Linked DNA regions of Mus musculus: region 1 is linked to region 2. A link is a loop called in an ENCODE intact Hi-C map of the cell type or tissue named here. Cell type or tissue: heart. All regions are shown on one strand.

What was found. Peaks named below come from ENCODE experiments on the same cell type or tissue, not always from the same donor. Only the 100,000 strongest peaks of a DNase experiment are listed, where the experiment ranks them.
Region 1: a loop joins it to region 2, with 2.9 times the contacts of the local background. A loop is called at or near these places in 5 of 42 quality-filtered maps.

The regions. Positions count from the first base shown.
Region 1 is chr3:104,315,835-104,323,834 of GRCm38, forward strand. No RefSeq gene overlaps it. Among named protein-coding and RNA genes, the nearest start is that of Gm5546, 40 kb to the right of the region's middle. In heart, no CTCF peak of the experiment used is centred here; DNase peaks (open chromatin) are centred at 3,257 and 4,797; H3K4me3 peaks cover 945 bases; H3K27ac peaks cover 4,077 bases.
Region 2 is chr3:104,442,182-104,450,181 of GRCm38, forward strand. No RefSeq gene overlaps it. Among named protein-coding and RNA genes, the nearest start is that of Gm38412, 37 kb to the left of the region's middle. In heart, a CTCF peak has its summit at 3,586; DNase peaks (open chromatin) are centred at 380 and 3,620; H3K4me3 peaks cover 321 bases; H3K27ac peaks cover 435 bases.

The DNA.
Region 1 (8,000 bases), 130 kb before region 2:
TGGAAGGTACTTATCGACTGGACAGTTTCTTGATGCCAACATGGGCGTCCATTTCATCTTCACACTCTTAAAAACATTCCTAAGATGCTCAGTGAATCTGACTTGGATGGCGTTCCACATACCTCCTTCCCCAGTTTCTTTTCTGAGCCGCACTTGAAAGGCTCATCCTGGATCAGCCTCTGAGCGCCCTTCCTGCTGGGCACCTCATCAAGGCATCAGAACAACAAGCTTCACAGTGGACTAGGCCTCTGTCCTATTTTCTTTGAAGACTTTCTTTCCTTCTCCTTTTCATCTGGCTGCACACAGCCCATGTGGATATTAATTTGCACTGAACTCTGGTTAAATTTTAAATGTGCCTCCAAATTTACATTCTAGGCGAAGAGCCACAAATTTGAATATTGAAACTCATTAAATAATTAATTTTTCTAGGATTCCTTCCACTCTGAGAACAGCAAATTTCCCAAGTACATAAATATGAGCTCAGAGCTTAGAAATTAAGGCAGATGATGTGTGTACAATTTCAGTGCAGAGCTAGAGGAAAGCGTGCATTCTGTTCTTTAAATTACAATTTATTAGTCAAGGGGGTTACTAAAAAACACACTCCATAATCTAATTTCTCTTTGTACAAATTGTCAGATAGAAACCAAATCTTCCAGTTATTGCTTCAGAATGTTTCAGTCCCCAGAAATAGCTATAAATTAGACCCATTCACCATTGGAAAGCTCTGGGTTTTCTGCATTACAATTCTATGCAGTTTATATGTTATGCAAATTGAGCTTTTCTGAATACCATCTAATGCATTTATTCTTCTTCAAAATTAGCTAAACACCAACTTTTTTCCTGCTAAATTCATCTCCCTACAAAGACAGGTATAAGGACAATCGTCTGACGTGTGCTATGGTTTATTATTATTGCCAAAATGTATATGGCTGGACAATAGCTTTTAAAATATATATGGGTATGAGGGAGGGTGTAACTCATTTAGTAGAGTGCTTGCCAAGCACAGGAAAAGCTCTGGGTTCAGTTCTCAACAGGAAACAGGCATGGAGGAACACAGTGATACCGGCACTCCGGAGGTAGGAAGGTCAGAAGGTCAAGGCCATTCTTGGCTACACATTGAGTTTAAAGCCACCTGAAGGGAGGGAAAGAGAGCAAGTAAAAGAAAAGAAAACAAAGGAAAACAAACAAACAAACAAACAAAAACCCAAAAAGCTACAATCTGTAGGGCTACATTTCACAAAAAAATAAATTTAAAATCTGGATGATGTCCAGAGTGTGAGGAGTGAAGATTAAAGAATGAAGACTGAGGTCCATCAGCTGCCAGGCCCAGATAAGGTGGGAGGGAAGACCACTCCTCACCTCACCCCCACCCAGATGAGCCAGGGTTGAGGGCATTGGGGTGGAGAGCAAAGCTGGGCAGGGTAGCTCATGCAAATAATACCAGTGCCTTTAGGGCTGAGGCAGGAGAGCAGCCTGAGCTACAGAACTGGACCCTGTCTCAGAGGGGTTTATGTATGTCAGAGGGCAAGTGTCCTGAAAGGCAGGACCACACCAAAGTACAAGTGCTCCATTTACCTTTAGCTTTTAGGAAAAACAGACTCATTTCAGGATAGCATTTCTCATTCTCGATCACATTCAAGTTACCACTAACTGGGGTCTAATTCAGTTATACGTCCTGTGGGAAGGTAGTCAGTCCTTCTAAAGCTCTGATCTTCAGATCTACTGTTTGATGGGTAGGTGCTGCATGAAGGATTGCTTACATCATCAAACTCAGATAGGCTGAGTTCAGCAGCTGCTTCACTGAGAAGCATAAGGAACGCCTTAGTGCTGGGTAAAGACAGAAAGACGTGTGACTTTTCTCACACAACGGCAGCAGCAATGTACATGCAAAGGATTTGCCAGAGTTACTCCTGGGAAAGGGTCCCAGAGCTCCCTGAGGAAGTAATGAACCTCATTATCAACTCTCACGCTGTCACAACAATGGAAGCTGCCTTTTCAGGACTCCATGTTAAGGAGGCTTCCAGAAGAAAACCTTCTGAGAGAATTAGTACTCTAGTGCACTCAGAGAGTGCTTGGCTAGACAGAAACAGCAAAGCATGGGCATCACTGTTTTGTCCAAAGCAGTTGAAAAAAAATTTCAAGATGGAGACAATCTCTGGGGCTCTGTAGACAGAGTTCAAGACCCCAGCCCTCTGTATTAGCAACGTGAACTCTAGCCAGCTAAGTGTTTTAAACCTCAATGTCCATGTTTGTAAGATGGAGATAAGATTTACTACCCACCTCACAGAGTGGTCCAAATCTTAAGCCAGGAGCTGAAAACTGTGATTTAGAAATGTTACTTACGAGAACCATCTTGTTAGCATTCTCTCTACTCTAGGGCTGGGATGACCCATTGAACTAACTGAAGCCAATACGTCTTGCTCCCTTCGTATCCTAAGTCCTTCAGAAGAGTCCTAATTGAAGTTGTATATTAAATATCTAGGTAGGTCTATGTACATATTGGCTTCTATTTTTTTTAATGCACAAGTATTTTAACTGACACATAAAAACGTAAGCTTTATATATGTATGGAGTACCACACAACATTTTGAGACATATGAGTTGTGTAGTGTTTAAATGAGGGCAAACACTTCAGTCTACTCACCTAACATTTATGGTGAAAACATTCAAAACTCTCTCTGCCAGCTCTTTGAAATACACTATGCATTGCTGTTATCTGCAGTCACCCTACTGTGCACAGTCACCCTACTGTGCACACCAGAGCGGCTTGCTCCTGTCTAACTCTACACTCCTATTTTTACAGTGGGTTTGATTTTATAATTGGGGTAATACCTCAACACATAGACAGTGCTCTCTTGGCACTAATAAGTCTATAAAAAGGTTACGTCTCTGCTCTGTGTCTACAATTCTCTGACAGGTCTTCTTCCTGGTAATAGGTTTGCCCTTAAATCTTCCCTGGTAGATCTTGTTTTCAGAAAAGAAAGGATATTGGTGTTTAATATATATGATGGATTTTTAAAAAACAGTAACAGTCCCAAATAGATCCTGTCTCCCACCCTCACATATTTGAGCTGTTCCCTCCCACCTTGGCTCTGGACTTGGCCACTTGAGTTGGCCTATGGGATCATTATCAAATTTGACAGAAGCAGGGGCTGGACACGGACTTGCCAATTGAGCTTGACTCGTTCTTGTTGTTGAGAACTTTCTGGCAGTAGGTGAAGAAACACAAGCCAGCCTGCTGGAGAGAACAACCTAGACACCAGCCAGAACCCCCTCACCCCAACCCCCATCCACACGAGCAAAGGCATTGTAGGCTTCCAGCCCCGTCTGAGTTGCCAGCTGCCTGCAGCCGCATGAATGGCTCTGATGAAACCAGCCCCCGAATGTCCAGCTGCATCTAGCCCTCGCTGCTGACCTGCAGAATAATGAACTGATAAAACGGCTGTTGTTCTTAGCTACCAAGTGCTGGAGGGGTTTGTCAAAGCAGATAACAGATAAACTTAAATTTTATAGATACAGTAGCAGTTATTTCTGCCCTCCTGTTTATGCTTCTAGAAGAAGCTTTTGTCGCATGATAAGACATGGAGATCTGTTTGTGGAAAGTCCAGAGAGACCCACGCCTGTGGCCCTCCCCCTTTTCCTTTTAGTTGATTTTGGATAATCCAGAATAGAAGCTCTGCCTGTGAAATTTTTGAGAAGTGTAGCAGAACCGTCAGCTAAACAAAGTGAGAGTCTCTGAATAGCAAGAGAGAGATTAGCTGGCAGCAGGAATGTGCTCCACTCCTGGGAATAACTTCCTGACACCACTCTGCATATCACAGTGCCAATCCCTCGTCTTGATACTTAGCATGCACAGTCACACAGGCATACTCAGTAGTTATTGAAGAATGCCGATTTTCACCTGGTGAATGGATGTCGCTAAGTGGCTGAATAGATTCTAGAGATGCAGTTAAGGGAAATGGCTGCTAACCTATAACAAGGAAGTGGGTGGGGAATGGACTTTGAAAGACTCTGGAGAAGCTTAAAAAAATAATGAGAAACAAGAGGAATAGACACACTCAAAGCAGAGAGACTCCGATTTCTCTGTGGTTCTGGCCCACCAGGCAGGTAACAAATAACTATGAATAGTCAACTTCACTAAATAAACAAACAATGCAAACTCCTTGGAAGGAGGTCAGGTTCTCAAATTAAGGTCACCAAAATTGCCAGTGTAATATACGAGGGATGTAGAGAGATAAACTGAAATGTTCAGGATCCAATTGGGAAACCCACATTCCATTAAACACTCCTCACAGAGATCTAGAAGAACTATTTGTTAAATATTTTGTTCTAGAGGAGAGACACCGCAGAGATTTGAACTAATGCTGGGGATGACAAAGAGGATAATGGACGAGAGAGAGAGAGAGAGAGAGAGAGAGAGAGAGAGAGAGAAATGGGGGAACACTTTGGCTTCATTCTGCTTCCTCAAACAATCACAAACTAACCCCCCCCCTCCATGGGGGAATTCCTGAGATACAGGAAGACTCCCCATCATGAATAAGAATATTTAAAAATCTTAAATACCACCTAAAGTAGCAAGGCCACTGTTGGTTTTTAAGATTTATTCTTTCTTCTTATGGCAACAACCCTCCTCTCTTCACACCCTGATGCTTGGATGGAAACTGGGTCCTGTGGTTGGCATGTGACCATCATTAAGCCACTGTGAGCCACTGACATTCACTAACGAGGGTCACAGGACCCTACTAGAACCAATGGAATGCTGTTAAACGTGGGTCTGTAGGAGGCTGGGGCTGGCGCCATCATGTTGGGCTCTGTGCACTTAGATTCTGGGATGGAAGCCAAGACAGTGGTGGAAGATGGCCACGTAAGGTGGAATTTGAGCTATGAAATCAGCCTCATCTGAAACCATGCTTACCCCTCAGATGTTTTGTTTCCATAGACCAACACATTCCATTGTTGCTTAAGTCAATTGCTTTCTGTCACTTGCTATCAGGAGAGCAGTGGGGGTCATCTCTTAATGGATTTCTCATCTGTAAAAATGGGAGACATTACTAGAAGAGAGCATCTATCTTCAGCCTGTAGTTCTGATTTTAAGAGAGTGAGGTTATAATATTCTACCAGACAAATGGTTTGTCCTGGTCATCGTCAATGCAGTGAAATGCATTGAGTGCTCACATTATTTTCTTTCTTTTCTGCATAAAAGGCAAATGTATACAATTTCATCACATGCCATTTACATGTAGAAATGGACCCTTGAGTGTGATATCACCATAGAGATTGGAATCTAGGAACAGAAAAAGCAATTATAGTTGGAAAAGAACATTATCATCTTTGAAGCATCGGACCTGTGTAAACATAGTCCATACCTTTTCTAAATATTGACCAATACTGCTTTTAACTAGAGTTATGCAGGCATAAAATATCCTTGGCTTGCAAATTTTCTATTAACTTGAACATACTGGGAACACTTAACAGCAAGGCAGTACTGAAAGTGCCAAAGAAATTAATGGCTTTGTACTGGACTACTGAAACATGTCCACTAATGTTTAAAATTCCATGTCCCAGGACATCACTCATTTCTGCTGAGGAAAGCTGAAAGACCAGGAATCTGCTGGGTGAATCATCACTTTTTAAAGTCTCCTATTGAGTTTCTTTTTCTCCCTTCTCTTTCTTCTCCTGCCTGTACCCTTTACCCATGGGATTAATGGGAAAGTTGTTTATAAGACGTTGGGAAAGGATTACACAACCTAGGCTATGATTTATCATATAGGTAAAAAGAAATCCAAATGAATAAAAAAGCTATACACCTCATTAAAAATAGTCATGTGGAGTCAACACTTACAGGACCTTGAAATCCATTGTCTTCAGCATCTTTGAGAGAAACCCAGCAGCTGTGTGCACAGTTTACGAAACCGTACATCAAGGTCACACCGCAGGGCTCAGTTTTAAGCTCCCTATTCATCCTGCTCCTTGGATGATGACTTCCGGGGAAGGTAGAGCATCTGCCAGCCAGTCCTAGCACCACCACACCTGCAGATCTCAGCGTGCCTTTTGTACAGTCTCATATCACTAGAAGCCCCAGTGTATATTGTATTCATTACAAAAACTGGGAAATGGCTTTTCACATGAGTGTACATATTTAATGTCTTATTTACACGCTTAGCCAGAATGATCGGCTTCTTCCTCCACAAATATTTGTTAAGTACCTACCATGTGCTGGGCACCAAGACATGCCCAAGAGAAGTACTTGCTTGCTTTGCAACATCTCCTTGTTAGTGCTTCTGGATTATCACCTCTGTGACTCTTCTCATTCCTCCCTCCACTCAAAGAGAATGACTACAGCAGTGGCAATGGCTTTCACACTCGTTCTCAACCTTGGTGAAGAGGAGGTCTCTCAACATAGACTAGTCCTAAGGTTTGGGTGTGGCTCACTGGTGGAATACCTGTGCAGCATGCCCTGAGCTCCATCCCCCAAACTGCAAATAATAGTAACTATAATGAAACTGATCCTCTATCCTTGTCCTCATTCACCATATCCAGATATGTACCATATCCAAGTGTTTATTCCCCTTCTTAACATATCAAAAACAACAGCCCTTTCTGTCCCCATTATCCTAACTTTTGTCCACACCCTCAACATCTCTCGGCAAGTCTCCTTCTGCCTCCAAATACAATTTACTTACATGCTACTGTCAGAGCTCTCCTCCTCCCTCTGTCCTCCCCCTCCCTCTCCTCCCCCTCCTCTTCCCCATATCCCTCTCCCCTCCTCCTCCTCCTCCTCCTCCTCCTCCTCCCCCCATCATGGGTCTCTGTGTGCATGCAGGTGTCCACAGAGGCCAGAAGAGGACATCTGACCCTCTAGAGTTAGAATTATAGGCAGCCGTAGACCACCTGACTTGTGTGCTGGGATGTAAATGTCAGTCGTTGGCAAGAACAGCATGCTTTCTTAATTGCTGAGTCATCTCTCCAGTCCCCTGGTTAAATTTCTAAAATCTAAACCTAGGTCATGACCTCTTACAGCTCCCCTTCCCACCCCCACACTTGTGGATTCCTACCTGTCTTATAGGATCAATTCCCATCTCTTCTGCATGACCAGGTCTTTAGAACCTTAACTCTGCCTGTCTTTCCAGCCTATTCTGGTTCTTAGTCACATGTGTTGCTCATCCACACACCTCACACATAGCACATGTGCCTTTCGGCCTTTGGACATGGCATTCTCAGTACTGACCACCTTCTCTGTCCAGAGAGCTATTTTTAACATGTCTTCTAAGAAGGCCTTCCTTGTTCTGGACAAGCATAGATTGTTTAATATCCAATTGTGATGATTTGTTTGCATAGTGACCTATACCATTAGTCTGTGGGCTCATTCACATACCTTGATCATCTCAGTGTTACAGTAGATATGAGGTGGTGTGTTGGAGAGAAAGAAATATAAGGCCAATTTTCTATTCACCGCTCCTGCCAGAAAGGTGAGATAAGATAGCATATTATTTGTGAATAATTAGCAAGATAAGTGGGATATTAGCCAGAGGCTGCTGATGTTCCAGTCTCGCTGACTTAAAAGGACAAATGCTCTGGTTTAGAGAATCAAGGAGGAGGAATTGGCCTTGATCTTGGAGAGTTGTCATTCACTAAGGGGAATAGAAGAAGGACGTGAAGGAAAAAGAGAGGCTTACTATATAGCTGAAGTCCAAAGGCAGAAAACCTACGATACATGCAAGGCTGAGACAGGGCTGGGCAGAAGCATGGGACCAAGAGTCAGAACATGGGCATGGCCCCACAAACAACTGAACATTTTTGATACAGGAAGAACTGTAGAAATGGTATTTCAGGATTAATTAGATGGTATTGAAATGGATCAAAGGTAGAAAAACAAATTAGGAAGCTATTGAACAATCCATGCTTGAGGAGATGGAGTCTTATCCACAGTATTGACAAAGGAATTAGAAGGGAAGATGCGAAGAGCCTGAGGATGGAGTTGGACAGCCAGGGGGACTCTT
Region 2 (8,000 bases):
GCGCCCTCTGCCGCCATTCTCTGTGCTGAAGCGCCACCTGGAGGCCAGTTCTCGTTCAAACCGCTGTGTAGTAGAGCCTCCACAGAAGGAAACAAGAAGATGCCTTGGAACAAAAAGGCGCCTTTTGAAAGAGCCTCAACAGTTTCTTCACCCGCCCTTTATCTATTGCTGATGGGGTATTCAAGAGTTAAATGACAGGCTTCTTAAAGGGACAGGATTAGAGCCACAGTGATCTTGTCACTGCCTTTCTTAAATTCTAATATCTGGATCTGAAGAGCACACGTGAGGGGAAAACTGCAGTTTGCCCTGCATCTCGGATTCCAACCTCTTCATCCCCCTACTGCAAAATTCAGGTTAGACTAACTTGTGTAGAGAGCTTGGCAGTGAGCCGGCCCCTTCTCGGGAGAGCCTGGGATGCTGCAGAGGTTTTTTAATCAGCTGCCTGGCCCTGGGCATGAACACACACCCTGGATTACTCAACAAGTAGCTGGGGGCTGGGGGGGGGGGGGGGGCGGGGACTACAAAAATAATTGTTTAAATTGAGCTCCAAGTTATTTTAGCCTGAAGAAATTCTAAGCTAGATGGACCCAGGAAATAGGGAGTATTCAACATAAAGAAAAGGGGACCAGGCTTCCAAACTGAGAAAGGTTTTGTCTTGTTTTGCCTTTTTTGTTTTTTGGTTTTTTTTTTTGTTTTGTTTTGTTTGTTTTTTGTTTTGGGTAGGGAGGCAAGTAACCAAGCAAGCAAAACAACACAGAGAAAGGGGGGGCTTTCTTTTTCAGAATTTTATACTTATTCTTTTGGTAGGCCAGCAGTTTAGCTTCCTACAAGGACAAAAGACCCTGACATCTCAAGCAAATCCTTATCAGAAAGTGGAAAATGCTAGAGTTATCAGGAATATTCCATATCAAACCATATTACAGCATCATGGTAACAAAAACAGCATGTTACTAGCTCAAAAAGTGGCCCTGGCAATCAAGGGGCTCAAACAGAGGTCCCAGAAGTCACCCCACAAAGCTACAGTTCTCTATCTTTGGACAAAGGTATCAAAAACATACACTGGAGGAAAGAGACCTCTAAACACCTGTGCTGAGAAAACGATTTCCACAAGGAGAGGAAAGACTAAGACCCCCGTCTCCAACCCTGTGCAAAATCAACTCAAAGTGGATCTTAGAGCCAGACCTGAAGCAAAACACTTCAGGACACAGGCATAGAAGAAACTTTCTCAACAGTGCTCCAACTGTACAGCACACATTGCCAACAACCAACAACTAGACGTATAGGAAACTAAGACGTTCCTGTCCAGCAAAGAAAACAAGCACCAGCGCCTAGAGAATGGTAAGAAAATCTTTGCCTGCTACACATCTTTATATATACAGAACTGGGCAAATTAAACACCAGGAAAACAGATCACCCAGCAGAAAACAAGCTAACCGACTGGGCAGACAGTTCTCAAAGAAGGCATACAGATGGGTGATACCCAAGCACAACCAGAGAACAAGCCATGAACCAAGGCAAGCTCTGGTTATCAGAGCAGCAGTATGCAGTGCCTGGGTGCCCACAAAGGTGCCCACATCTTAATGCAGTCGCTGCTGTTACTCTCCAGACCAACAGTTCCAACAAGAGTCATGGTTGAACTTATTATAAGATAAAACGGTCACCCACCCACCTGGGGAACAACATGTAGCCTACTGGTTGGGTGAAGAACACAAAGAAAACAATGTCATTTATCCACGAACCCTCTCCCCTCCAAAATTAGACTTACAAAAGCTGAGCTAGGGTATAGTAGCACATGATTGTAAGCCTGAGGAGGGAAAATTGTGAATGCAAGGCAACCTGGACTGCTAAGATCCTACTAGACAAACACACAAACAAACCAACAAAATGCCAATGTGTTTGCTATCCTAGTAGAAATGAGTTCATTGGTGTCCACAGTGACCTTGTAGAATGAGGGTTATCATTACTGTCCTGCAGAAAAGAAAACAAAGGTTAAAAGAAATTTAGTAATTTAGCCTAAAATACCAGTAGCCATGATGTGAACTCAAGCATTCTGGCTCCAGAATATCTGTGGTCTTCCAAGATGCCACCTTGGAACAAAGCCAGCATGCTACGTACTGAAGAGAATATTCTGAGAAGCAGTTCAGTTTGCCACGGAGCACTGCGGGAGTTCATATGCAGTCATGGGGGCTGGACTACATAGGGGAATGTCTGGGCTAAAGAGGATCTTCAGTCAGAAATGATGCCCACTGGTAGTCTCAACACACATTGCATTTTGTAGAGGGCTCAAAAAGTCTCAACCCTTCACTTCCCATATCCTCATTTAAAGCAGCTGAGATCTCTGTCCTCTTTAAAATTCCATATGTGCATTTGTAATTATTGTTCTTTAAAAGAGCCTTTCCAGGGAGTTAAGAACCACTGGAAAAAACTGGGAGGAGGAGGGAGGACAGGACAAAACATTAGACGGGACAAGGACATTAGAGACTAAGTTGAGAATGGCTCAGTGTGCTTGAGACGATCTATAGGACTCCAAAGCTGAAAGGGTTCCTAAGTCAGGATGCGTGCCTGCTTCTTAAATATCAAGGGTGCCACCCAGACTCTCCAGTCAACAGCTTACCAAGATCGCAGTATGTGGGTCTATGTCAGAACCTCAGTCCCACTGACTCGTGGGCCAGTGCACTCTTTATTTCTTGAAGAGTGTCTTGTTTCCAAGCCAAATCCAACTAGGAACCCAAATCTCCAGGGCTAGCCCTAGAAAACCAACCTTCCCCATTCTCCACCCAGAGCTGTGCAGACAGGAGAGGGAGGAGGGGGAGACGCTCCACTTTGAAAGCCTGTAATGCATGGGTGGCTGTGCTGAGTGTGGTGCTCCATTTGTTATCTGCATTAGCTGATGTAGCCCACTCTAGAGAAAGCCAGGCATGCTTATGTGCATCCTGCAAATCTGGAACACAGGTACCCAAAACCAAAGGGACTCACTTAAGCTTCTGCAACTTGCTAAGTCGGACTTGAGCCAGCTGCTTACTTTTAAAAGTCATGTGGTAAATGAAGGGCCCAGCTGACCAGGCAGGACTTCCGGGTACTCACCAGCTGTCTCACAGCAAGTGGGTGGTGTCTTAGGACTCCCACCAAGGATGGCAAATTGGAGCCCTTGGAATCTTTTTGTGCTTTTGCTCAAATGCCCTTTCAGAGGGCCAAGGGAAGGGTAGGGAAAGCATAAGGGAAGACACATTAGGGTTTGCAGAGAGAGTAAACAAGTCAGTGCTTTCACAAAACTATACATTGCCTTCAGGGGCTCAAAAAAAAATCTAGGCTGATCCTACATTTTTCTATCACTTGTATTAATCATTTCAATAGCTAGTCTTAGATCATGTATAACTCGGACACGAGAGGACTTTAAAGAAAGTGACCAACTGATCATTTTTCTTTCCTGGACCATGGAAAGCAATAAGCAGAGCCAGCTGAGAGGCCTCCCTAAATTGAGGCTGGCCAAAGATAGAACTCGGGAGACACTCACAGCTGGAGGTGCGGGGTCCTCTGCAAACTTCTCCTGACCTCTGGGTACTGACGTCTGTTGTGCTCGGGGAAACGCCAGGGAGCAGTATACACTTGGCAGATGAAGGCAGGTGACTCAGGGCTAAGAGAGGTGTGAGAGAAGGCTGGGGCTGGTGGCACAGGCCCACGAGGCAGCATGCCTGCCAACATGATTCATGGCTTTCCCTCCAGACCTGCAATTTATTATGATTTTGTGTTTCTCCAAAAGTCAAATTTTCTCAACATCACATGCTTGAATTTTCACCTTAAAAGTCCCATTTTAGTAGAAGCAGCCTGTGTAGTCCCTGAACCTGTCCCCACCCCTCCTGTGACATGTATAAAGGACAAAGACACCCAGGCAGCAGCAATTCACTGTTGGAAGAGAAATGTATTTCTTCTCTGCCCTTGCTGTTTCTGGCATGGGACACAGACTCCTATGAAGCTTGCTCCAAAGGATAAATAATTCAAGCTACTGTCCCCACTGCCATTGCCAGCCACATGTGCATTGTTTTCAAGAGTGAGGGATGTCACACTGGCTTTGATGGAGCATTTAGAAAAGAAATAAACTGAAGCTACTCAGATCTTGGAGCAGGAGTGATGAGTCAGCAGGTAAGATGTACTCTGCTCTTACATAGGACCTGAGGGTCAGTTCCCAGCACCTAAATCACCTGTAACAGGTGACTCATAACTGCCTGTCACTCCCCAGCTCCAGGGGGAGACCTCTGATCTTGCATGTGCATGTGCCGACACACATATACACATAACTAAAAATAATAAAGAGAGCCCTTTAAACAACCCAATCTTGCACATATGCCTTAAGAGATGGCCTGCTGTCAGTCAGTGTATGCGATTCTATTGCATCTGACTTCTCCTTGGAAAAGAATAAAATAGGAGCTTAAAAGTGCTCACTAAGCTGGGCATGGTGGAGCACACCTATAATCTCAGAACTCAGGGAGGCAGAGTCAAGCAGATCTGATTTCTAGGCCAGCCTGATCTACATAGCAAACTCCAGGCCAACCAGGGCTACATGTCCAAATGAATACTTACTCTTGAATGCTCAGAGTACTCCTTCTTTGTTCCTAGACTCACTCACGCTTGTGGCAGTTGGTTTGCTGCTTGCTGGTTTCAGCTTCCTATACTTGATCCCTGGGGTGGATCAGGAGAACGGCATGCTAGCCAGTGCACTCATCTGCTTGGTTTTGTTTCTCCTCGGGAAACCTAAAAATGTCGAGCCCCTACGAGGCATTTCAACTTATAATGAACTGGAGGGGCCTGGGGAGATGGTGTGAGGAACTGAGTTTGACTCCTAGAACCCATTGAAACCAATGCAGTGCCTCTGTCATCCCAGCATTCCTACGGGGAGATGGGAAGCAAAGACAGGAGAATTCCTAGGAGCTCAAGGTGGAAGGTGGAGACTGACACCCAAGGCTGTCCTGTCACGTATGCACCATAGCACATACACCCATATCCATGCTCTCTCCTTGATATACCACACACACACACACACACACACACACACACACACACACACACACATGGGTGGGGATGAGATGAAAATAAAAACAGCAAACCAAAAACTAACAGCTGGTCGTGGTGGTACAAGACTTTAATCTCAGCACTCGAGGCAGAGGCAGAGAGGCAGAGAGGCAGAGAGGCAGAGAGGCAGAGAGGCAGAGAGGCAGAGAGGCAGAGAGGCAGAGAGGCAGAGGCAGGTGGAAATTCCTGTAAATTTGATACCAGCCTGGCCTACATAGTGGATTCCAGGACAGCCAGGGCTACATAACAGAGAGACCCTGTTTGAAAACAAAACAAAGCTGAGCACAGTGACATCTGCCTACTCAGGAGATGGAGCAAGATGATCACACTGTGCTGCATAGTGAGGTTGAAGCTGGCCTGGACTACATGAGACCCCAACCAAAAAACAAAAATCAAAAATCAAAAAACGGGGGGTGGGGGCAGCTACGGAAGGAATGAAAGAAGAAACAAGCAAACAAACAAAATCCCAAACTGGTCAGTGCCCAGTGTCTTACTGTAGAAAGGGGCTTTGGAGCACATGACCTCAGGCAAATCATATAATCTGGAATGAACTCCTTACTTACAAAGAAGGAATCTGACCAGCTTGGCTGGGTCGTTGGAAGACTATGTCTATTAGAGCTCCAGACTGGGTAAGGAATGTTTTTGAGTGGGCTGAAGAGATGGCTCAGAAGCTAAGAGCAAGTACACACACACACACAACTAGTTCATGTGTACCACACACATGTAAGGTACCTACAGACACCAGATCCCCTGGAACTGGAACTCGAGTTATAAGCTGTCTTGAGCTGCCTAATATGGGTACTGGGAATCAACCCCAGGCCCTCTACATGCTCTTAACCTCTTCGTCATCTCTCCAGGTCCAAATCTGAGCTGTCAAGAAACGCTGGCTGAACAACGCAGCAGAGGTAGCAAATCCAACAGGCCCAACAGCCTTGTTTCAGGCATTACCACAAGCCACATGACACCCACATTGGCAATCCCTGTTCTTTGACGACTGACCTATGTATTTTCGTTTCCTTTAAGCCACCTTGTGATAAAATTTCCCTGGTAACAAACTACAGGCTTCCCATCCCAGACTAGAAACACAGCAGGCATGGGAAGCAAATCTGCACTCATCGGATAAGGAGCCAGGACATGGGGGAGGATGCTGAGCAGCAAAGTCCTTTCAGTTGCTGCTGGCCAGGGGTGGTTTTCAAGTTCCAAATATTCCATATCACTGGGCTAAAAGGAACCCTGAGATGAGTAAAACCAGCCCCCGTGGTCCCAGTCCCAGTCCCAGTGGCACTGACAGTCACAGAGGTAGCAATCCAGAAGGCCACAGACTATTCCAGGTCACACACTGTACTTGTCATTTGTCCATAAAAAATATTATACATTCACACACACAGAGAGAGAGGGGGGGGGAGAGGGAGAGGGAGAGGGAGAGGGAGGGAGAGGGAGAGAGAGAAACTGTGCAGAAGTCAGAAATGTTCATAAACTGACAAGAGTACCTCTCTTAAATATATAAAACTTACACTTGCACTTTGTGTGTGTGTGTACTTTCATGTGTGGGGGTGTTCATGTATGTGGAGGCCAGATAACCTTGGATGCTATTCCCTGGTAGTGGTCCTTTTTAACTCTGTATTTTTAAACAGGGTATCTCACTAACCTGGATGAAGGGCCTTTACACAGGTGCTGAGACTCAAACTCAGCACCACCCACTACCCCCTCCCTTTTTGAGATAGGGTGTCTAGCACAGACTAGCCTCACACTCAGCTATATAACCAAGGATGACCTTGAACTCCTGGTCCTCCTGCCTTCGATTCTCAAATACTGGGATTATTGACATGTACCAACACACCCAGCCTGTACTTCATCTGTCTTTTCTTTTCTTTTTTTTCTTTTCTTTTCTCTTCTCTTTTCTCCTCTCCTCTCCCTTTTTTTTTCTTTTTTTCCTTCCTTCCTTTCTTTCTTCCTTCCTTCCTTCCTTCCAACATTCACTCGTAGTCCAGCCAGCAAGCATGCTGTATGGACAGTTTCTTCTTGGAGGCACTCAGGTGCCCGCCCGGCTGGGGAGGCGGCCTAAGCCACAGCAGCAGCGGTCTCCATCTTGGTCCGGGACCCGCCGAACTTAGGAAATTAGTCTGAACAGGTGAGAGGGTGCGCCAGAGAACCTGACAGCTTCTGGAACAGGCGGAAGCACAGAGGCACTGAGGCAGCACCCTTTGTGGGCCGGGGACAGCCAGCCACCGTCTGGACCGGAGGACAGGTGCCCGCCCGGCTGGGGAGGCGGCCTAAGCCACAGCAGCAGCGGTCGCCATCTTGGTCCGGGACCCGCCGAACTTAGGAAATTAGTCTGAACAGGTGAGAGGGTGCGCCAGAGAACCTGACAGCCTCTGGAACAGGCAGAAGCACAGAGGGGCTGAGGCAGCACCCTGTGTGGGCCGGGGACAGCCGGCCACCTTCCGGACCGGAGGACAGGTGCCCGCCCGGCTGGGGAGGCGACCTAAGCCACAGCAGCAGCGGTCGCCATCTTGGTCCGGGACCCGCCGAACTTAGGAAATTAGTCTGAACAGGTGAGAGGGTGCGCCAGAGAACCTGACAGCTTCTGGAACAGGCGGCGGCAGAAGCGCTGAGGCAGCACCCTGTGTGGGCCGGGGTCAGCCGGCCACCTTCCGGACCAGAGGACAGGTGCCCGCCCGGCTGGGGAGGCGACCTAAGCCACAGCAGCAGCGGTCGCCATCTTGGTCCGGGACCCGCCGAACTTAGGGAATTAGTCTGAACAGGTGAGAGGGTGCGCCAGAGAACCTGACAGCTTCTGGAACAGGCGGAAGCACAGAGGCGCTGAGGCAGCACCCTTTGTGGGCCGGGGACAGCCAGCCACCGTCCGGACCGGAGGACAGGTGCCCGTCCGGCTGGGGAGGCGGCCTAAGCCACAGCAGCAGCGGTCGCCA